Linked DNA regions of Homo sapiens: region 1 is linked to region 2. The links are chromatin loops, found by intact Hi-C in ENCODE. Cell type or tissue: Calu3. All regions are shown on one strand. Links, peaks and the distances in the headings refer to the core of each region. The heading gives the core; the rest is flanking DNA.

What was found. Peaks named below come from ENCODE experiments on the same cell type or tissue, not always from the same donor. Only the 100,000 strongest peaks of a DNase experiment are listed, where the experiment ranks them.
Region 1: it touches region 2 in a loop (2.5-fold over the local background); 4 of 110 quality-filtered maps call a loop at or near these places.

The regions. Positions count from the first base shown.
Region 1 is chr3:146,216,723-146,221,132 of GRCh38, forward strand. PLSCR4 (phospholipid scramblase 4) reads right to left here. Exons shown (of 9, transcript NM_020353.3): 3 at 4,093-4,203. Among named protein-coding and RNA genes, the nearest start is that of PLSCR4, 32 kb to the right of the region's middle. In Calu3, for the core only: a CTCF peak has its summit at 2,379 (motif pointing right); a DNase peak (open chromatin) is centred at 2,369.
Region 2 is chr3:146,380,689-146,385,098 of GRCh38, forward strand. No RefSeq gene overlaps it. Among named protein-coding and RNA genes, the nearest start is that of PLSCR2, 87 kb to the right of the region's middle. In Calu3, for the core only: no CTCF peak of the experiment used is centred there; a DNase peak (open chromatin) is centred at 1,903.

The DNA.
Region 1 (4,410 bases), core at 256-4,255, 160 kb before region 2:
ACAAGGAAGAAGAGCACCCCAGGCGTGATTCTATGGAGGGCTTTGGGCCTATACACTGGATTGGCATCTCTAGCTAGCAGCTATTTTTAAGTCCTTAAGTTCTACCCTTTCACCTCCATGGGACATCATGGGACAATGCAGTGGTCTGGGGTCAACCAATAATGCAAAAGCCAGTCGCCTTTGAAGGTGATGAAGTCTAAGACATTTTGGTTACTCATAAAAATGCCACTCATAATAGTCATGAATCATGAAATTCTCCTAATACTATCTGAAAACAAGGCCATGAGATAAATCAAAGATTCTTTTATCTATGAAATATTCCTCAAGCCCATTTCAAGGACCAGCTTCTGTGCTTGCTGCTAGAAATATAAGACAGAAAGACATTCAAATGCATGCCTGTCTCCAAGGGCAGCAAGTTCTGTGGAGGCTACAAAGATGTATAAGAAAAGGTGAATGGTTGTCACGAAGCAAGTAATTGACATAATCATAGGTAGATGCATAGCATGTTAAGGGATTAGACAGGAGGGGTACCTAACCTATGCAGAGAAGGTATACTACGATATAGATGCTAACACACTAGACCTAGCCAGCATCTCCATGATGGGGAAAGGTTTTACAGGCAAACGGACAAGAACAGGCAGGTGCATAGAGGAGGCTCACTACTGCAGGACGAACTGCTGTGTGTGGAGATTTAGCAGACAAGGCTAGAAAGATAGGATGAAGATTATGAAAGACCTTGAACTTTATGCCAATCAAATGGAAAGTAAAGTGATTCATTTTACATTTAGAATTCTTTATATATGAGGTCAGATTAGGCAGGAAGTACTTGCAAGGGTCTGGCTAGAAGGCAAGGAAGGCTGATTTTGGTGAAAGGAGCAGAGAGTGGAGAAATGGTAATTGACATTTAAGATACAACATTGACTTTGAAGTGGACTGGATATGAGAAAAGATTCTCAAGTTTCTGGCTTGGGATCCTACAGGCCTCCAGTGTATGGGAAGAATGGAGAAAGAAAATAGAGTTTAGAAGCAAGATAACAAAGTTGGGCTGGTGATCATTGAGTTTGAGATTCAATGGTCTTTCATGAGAAGCAGTCTATAGGTGGTTGGAAGTGCAAGTTTAGAGACTATCAGACTGACATGATCTGTGGATATGTATTTCATAAGTGATGAAGGAAAAGGAAACCTTCAGTATTAACAAGATCACTTAGAAGAGTGTGTAAAAGGAAGGGTGACTGGGAGAGGAGAGAGAAGGAGATGGGGAAGGGCAGGGAAAACCAGGGGAGTAGACCAAATAATTTTGAGAACAGCACTTTTTAAGAGTAGGGACACAGTTTTTGACAGAAACTGACAGTAAGCAGACTAAAGGGAAAATAATGGTAACAGGAAACAATGTCAAATGAGAGTTAAGTGAGAAAAAAAGTATAACGTATTTGGAAAAAAGTGAAGGTAAGTATGTATTTAAGTTTGTTATGAAGAATATACTTTAATTCCTTTAAGAATTGTATTTAAGAGTACCCGAATTGGACTAGAAATCAGATATCCATACCTTCTTTTTTTAACTATTATTAAAAATAACAATGTAACTAAAAATCATATGAATTATCTCAAGAATATTAATCATTATATCACTTCAATGAGTTAATGATTAATTTACCATGTACTTTTAATATAAAAGCACCTCATGTTATAAAATTTGAAGATCAATAAATCAGAAAAAAATTGCCATTTAGATTTTGAGGCTATTCGTATAGAGATTATATTTTTTAAAATTAAATTTATATTTATTTTAAAATTAAATACATATTTATGTAATTGAACAATTTTTGTTATAAGTATGTATTATCCAGAGATAAAAGAAGGAAAACATATGATGAAATTATATGTGGGAAATTGGTATATTATACTTTCTTCTAAGCTTTGAAGTTTTCATAAGAGTTCTGATTGCTTCTGCAGGAAAACAAAGCAAAACAAAACAAAATATGTTTAACTTTGTGTAACTATAGCATCTCAGACTTACGTAAATAAAGACCTCTGTTACGGAGCGTTGTCCTACCAATACTGGTGTAAGACACACTGTCTGATAGGATTTGAGTTTTTTTAGTTATTTTGAACATCAGGAAATCATGCCATTTTCTCTTTAAATATACTAAATATAACAAAGGTTTCTTTATTCTCTTAAACAAGAATAGTGGATAAAATTATTTTTGTGGGAACACATATCCAACACCATAATGCAAATTGGAATTATGTAAAGAAATTGGGATAAATTCATTAACACTACATAATTCAAGTACAGATTTCAAGATTCTTAATTTGAGTCACAGAGACAATTTTTGTCAGTCTTCGTAAGTTTATAGTCCAGCCACCAGGTGGCGATCAGAGCGAAATTTTGCTATATTTTATAACTGAAAATTCATTAGTTGTGTGGTCTGCACTATAATATTTTTACAACTTACCTTGTCATTTAATTTGAAGGATGTAGCCTACTCTCTTGCTGAATTATTGATATACAGAAGAATAGACATACGCTTTATCAGATGAGAACATGATGTATAACCAAGGTTTTTCTCAGAAATGGTGAAGTTTCTGTTCTAGTAGGGTCTAGGTTTTTGGATATAGAGTAATTGGTAAATATAAGATAGATCTTGTATATCATGTTGGAAGTCACTGAAGTGACATATAGAGAAACGATAGATAAAGCATGATTATAATTTAATAATTTAATTTTTAATACCTTGGATTTAGGAAAGGTTGCGCTATTAATGCAGTATGTTATAATGCATTTTATCCTCATAACACACATACACATTAGGAAGAGAAAAAAGGAAATCCTGATGCTTTCAGAAAACACTGTAGGTGCAGAAGCCACCTGAGCTGTATGGATCATATGCCTAGAGCCAAAAAAAACCTTTGGCCGGGCACGGTGGCTCACACCTGTAATCCCAGCACTTTGGGACACTGAGGCAGGTGGATCACCTGAGGTCGGGACTTCGAGACCAGCCTGACCAACATGGAAAAACCTTGTCTCTACAAACAAAAAACAAAGAACAAAAAATAAAAAACAAAAATTAGCCGGGCGTGGTGGTGCATGCCTGTGATCCCAGCTACTCCGAAAGCTGATGCAGGAGAATCACTTGAACCTGGGAGGTGGAGGTTGTGGTGAGCCAAGATCGCACCATTGCACTCCAGCCTGGGCAACAAGACTGAAACTCCATCTCAAAAAAAAAACTTTTGCCATTATCTTGTGCCATTATCTTGTACATAGCAGGGTTTCTTTTCCCCCTTCAGAGCATAACACAATGGTTTCTACTTCTAAATATACGCTTAAATATGTATTTTAAAAAAATATTACTACAGTGTCTACATCATTATGTAAGTCATTAAAATGTGTTTAAAGACAATACTAACTATTTCCTTGGCCAAAAGTAAGGGCACTTTTAATTTTTAAAATTTTAAACTTGGCCAAATTGTTTTCTAACAATCATAATATCTCAAATTCACACTAGCACTGTATAAAGTATTCATTCTCCCAAGACATCACCAGTAGTGCACTCAGACTTACAAAAATATTTGCCAGAAAGATAAGCTCCTTAATCAGCACCCATGGCCATTCACTTCCATTTCTCTGCACATCTTCCATGTGTCTCATGCATGCCTCATACCAGATTTTCATGACCCTGTACTTACGGACATATGATTCTTTCTGCTAAGGATAGTCCTTTCCCCCTTTTCTTTGCTTGTGAAATTTTTATCATGACAGCAAAACTTGACCTCCTTAGTCAGGGCTTTCCTCAAATCCCTGGCAATGTCAAATACTGTCTTCTGTGTCCTTACAACACTCTCTTCATATCTCCATATAGAATGGAGAGAATGTCATCAATATTTGCACAACTTCCATCTAAAAGCCTGTAAATCCTATGGCTACAGGAATATATTCTAACTGACATATAGTAAACTATGTGGCACCCTATTGGCATCCAATATTTATTTACTTATTAAATCAGTCAATTAATTTGTTCGCTTAAAAAGCAATTTTAATCATTAGTATGGTTTTTAGCAAAGGAGAATATCTTTTATGAATATTTAACCCACCTGGTAAAAAATGAGAATTGTATTCAGGAGGAGCATCAGGCCTTGGATCTGGTGGTTTTGTTTGATTTTCCATTTCACCTGCAGGCTGTTCAGGGGCTGTGGGTACCACACCTTCAGGGGAAGACAGGGAACATGACTTACAAAGGAAACAATAATATAATGACAAAATGTATTCTTTTTCCTTTCTTATGGGAATGCATCAAGAAATATAATCAACTGGAAAATACACTCCTATATTTTTTAAAGAAAGAATTCATCATATATTAGACACTATTAATAAATTTCATGAATTTTCAAACTGAACATAGATTTAAAAAT
Region 2 (4,410 bases), core at 128-4,127:
AGGTGCCAGCAGGAGCAAGCTCTGTGCAACAGTGCCCAGGTGGGGTGCCTGTGACCCTGAGGCCCCAGAAGAGGTGATACAATGCTCCTTTAGTTCCGCTGGTTATGGATGGCTATGTGTTAACAGCTCATTTGGCCCCTTGCCTCATCATGTGGGGCGGCTTCCCTCCACCAGAGAGGGCAAAGGGCTAGTGTGACAGCCTTTTTTGGGTACCTGCACTCAGTGGGTCCTGAGCTCTTGCCTGGTGTCCAAGAAGAATGAGGTCGCATGGACACTTGAAGGATGCTGAACGTGAATAATTTTATTGAGCAATGGGAATGGCTCTCAGTGGAGAGGAGAGCTGCAGAGGGAATGGAAGGGCAGATAGCTCTCCCTGAAGTTCAGCCGTGTCTTCCCCAAAATCAAGCCATCTCTTCATTGCCAAAGTCCAGCCATCTTGTCTCCAAAGTCAAGCCATCTTGCTGAAGTCAAGCTGCCTCTCTCCCTTTACTGACTAAGTCTAGGGTCTTTATAGGTGAAGGATAGGAATGGGTTAGGCCATAGGTAGTTTTGGAAAAGGCAACATTCGATTGGTAAAACTACATTATTCAGAAAATACTAATCAGGAGAGAATAGGCAAACAAGAATAGAAATTCTCATTTTGGGCCACAGGTTTCAGGCTACTTTGGCTTGAATGTGGGATTTCACTGGACATCTGCCCCTATCTGCCTAGAATTTCTCTGCCTCCTGCCTCTACTAATGGTACACAACAGCAAACATCACACAATGCAGGTAGGAACTCACAGGCTAAGGGTGAGCAGGAACACACGTCTCTGGCTTTGCAATAGTCTGGAGAGATGTGCTTAGACCATGGGACTGGGTGCTGACAGAGGTCATCTGCCTTCTGCTGCTGTCTATTTTTAATTGAGTAAGTATAGCAATGATGTTTCTCAGGGGAATAGATACTTTAAGGTTTGGAGAAAGTTTTCTAACGATGTGCTGGAAAAAGCCAGCTCTCTAGCACTTGGAGACGGTGAAGAAATTTGCTGGGCCACCCAGAGAGACTGCTCCAGCACTCCTTTTCTTCATATAATTAAAGGACAAAATATAAGTAACATATTGTTAAAATAGTAAAGCATTACATAAATTAATTGAGTCTCTCTCTGAATAGCAAAAGGTAATAATGAAATACTGAAATGAAGAGTACGATTTTCTGTGTGGAGATTATAAAACACACATGAATATTATGTTCTAAATCTTCAATAGATGACTTCTATTGAAGTATTTTATTCATTCATTTATTTTTAGAGATGAGGTCTCACTCTGTCATGCAGGCTGGAGTACAGTGGTGCAATCATACCTGACTCTAATCTCAAACTCTTGGGCTCGCAGGATCCTGCTACCTCCTAAGTCACTGGGATTACAAGCATAAGCCACTGCACTCAGCTATTTAAATATTTTAAAATCCAATCTTAAAATAATCTTTTTAACGGTGAATCTTTAGTGCACAACTGGGGTGAGTGGTGAAATCAATGGCCAAGGAAATTAAAATAATAATTGAAAATGAACAAATTGTTTTACTTTAATAAAATTATATTTCTAAAATCAGCAGCAATATTTGAAAGCCACTACTTTGGATACATTCTTTTTTAAATAATAAAATCAGTTTTTTGTATATTCAGCAGAAGAAAATTTACATGTATATTTGTATATAATATTGGAGATTAAGTGGAAGTTTTAATTTGCATGGCCATATTTCAATGAGGAAGTAGAAAATTTTACATCTTGTTCAATATACAGTAGGTAATATGTGATAGAGCTAGAACTCAGATCTGCATGTGCTGTAGTTCAAAGCTATGGTTTCTCATTCTAGAAATATTTAGCTTGCTACAGTACACAAAGCGATACTGCCCTCTGGCCACTGCTGGCTTCATAGGCCTGATTGCCAGGTAGTCACATAGGACCCTGTGCTTGCATTAATGTGCTGCTGTTTCCATCCTGAATTCTTAATAATATTTGAAGAAGGAACATCACATTTTAGTTTTCACTGAGCTCAACAAATTATGTAGCTAGTCCTGCTTCTGGAAAATATCTTAACATCTCTTAAAATAGTCTCTGTGTTTGTAATGAATGTGATACAACCTATTCTAATTAATAAGAAAAATTGTCGCTGGACAACCATAAGACTGATCCATTTCTTTTCATTATTGGTAAAACAGCTTTACCTCTCAGATATCAGTTTCTCTTACCTATGACAATTGCACTTATTGACCCCAAATGTGCTTGCTTGTTGCTGAAGAGCTCTCTACCCATAATGATGCTTTCTGAAAGTTCTCCAAAGGAAAATACTCTACTGAGCCCTTCTGTAGCTGCCTAGAATGCTCTTCATTTGGTTTATGCAAACCTCTTAGCAAACCACAGGGGCAGTTGCAACTTTCTCTAGTTTACTGAGGGGATACTTTGGCCCTTCTTGCATCTATCTTCAAAATACTAAGTCTATGGGAAAGAGAGACAAAGAGGTGTTAAAACACTATCGATAAACTATATCTCCTATCTAGAAAGAATGTACAATTTTGATCTCGTGGTGTTTCTGTAGCACATTATGTAAATGTCTTTAATAGCCCTATCACCTCGTAGAGTTGTTGTTGGTTTAATTGTGTTTCTCCTCCCCTACTAGGCTCCTTAAGTAGTAGGATACAGCCTTGATCATCTATTTTTTTTTTATCTTTAGAGCCTGAAATGTAGCCCAAACTTTCATGGAGTGTTTATTAAAATGAAATGAAATAAAATGCCAAAGTTCCCCCTTTATTCAATGACTTTGGCAGTATATATTTCAATGACAATTATGCATATTTTCAGGTGAGTTATGTAGAAACTTCCCCAAACTAAAACTAATGAATCCTCAAAACAGATATGTAAGTGCTTCATTACCTAAAAGCAATGTTTCCAATTAGTTTCTGCTTCTGGGTTTTATTTTCCCAATGTGATTTAGCTAATGTTTTAGCTAAAGAGAAAGTGATCCACTTATTAATGTCCTAGCATAAGATAAAGTGAAACACTATTAGCATAAATCTTTCTCCAATAGCATTTGACAAAAACCATTGATAATTAGGTAGGCAACTACAAATTGATTTGTCAGACAGCAGGATCATAAAATGCCTTTTGTCCTTTTCTCATTTGATTTTCTTTGTCCTGGAATACTGCACTTATATATGAAATTAGTGTCTCTTGAATGACACAATGTGATTGAGGCCATCTTCATTGTAACGAAATAATTTTTCTACATTAATAAATGTTTTATATATATTATAATATGTAATATATCTAAATTTATAGTTTCAGAACAATTTTTATAACTATATATAGTTTTATAAGTAATAGAATCAATCTTCAAACTCATTAATCAGGTTAATAAAAATCTCAGCAACTGAAAACTATAATTAAATTTATTCAATCTGATAAGAGTATCTAGATGTTTCAGTTACACTTATGGGTATGTTATTAATATGCATATTCCAAATTTGGATAAAACTCTTAGAAATCTAATATGTTATCCATCATAATTGTGGCTACCATATTGTATGCCACAAAAATAACTAAATTATCTTGTCAAATGCTGATTATAATAAACTTCCACCAGATTTTTAACCATGGCTATTCTAAGTTTTTGTCACTCACAGTGATTATTTTGAACTCTTCTCTGAAAGCATGTGCAATCAGATTCAAGGAAAGACTAACAAGTATTTGTATGTCCTCTTAAATATAGGTTTCTAATATATTTAAGATCAATGGGCAAAATAAATTTTTTTCAAAACTTTAATGAAGAAACTGATGGGTTCATAAAATTTCTAATCAAGAACAAGCAGAACAAAAATTAATTACATGAGATTGGACAACTAGTGAAGATAATGTTTTTATGACATTTAAAACATTGTTGACTCTTTATTAAATTTTTTTTCCAAATGTAAGAAATTTTTGTTCTCTCAAACTATTTGAACTTTACAGAAATTTGGTAAAATATACATCTGAAAACAAAGATAGAAGGAATTGCTTTTTCTCCTTCTTTGATTCCACCAAAATTCAAAAGTGTTCATGATTATTCTCATGACAATATGGTTATTTGCATAAGTCCAGTAAAAATCTGCTCTCTCTATATAGCAGGATACAATTGGAAACATTGTTTATATTACCAAGTCTTTGACTGAAATACCACTTTTGAGAATGCCTGGTTTCAAGGGTTCCTTACAGTACAGCCTTTTTATCTTCCTAGCAGATAAAAATGGTTACTTCTTGGCAGGCCCAGAAACCTTAAAGAGTGTATGTAAAATCTAAAGTCTGCCTTGGTTTGGCTTCCTAGTCTCAAGAGGTTTTCTGAGATTCCTTTATAATCAACATACAGGAAAAAACATATTTCCAAAGAAAAGCCACAAT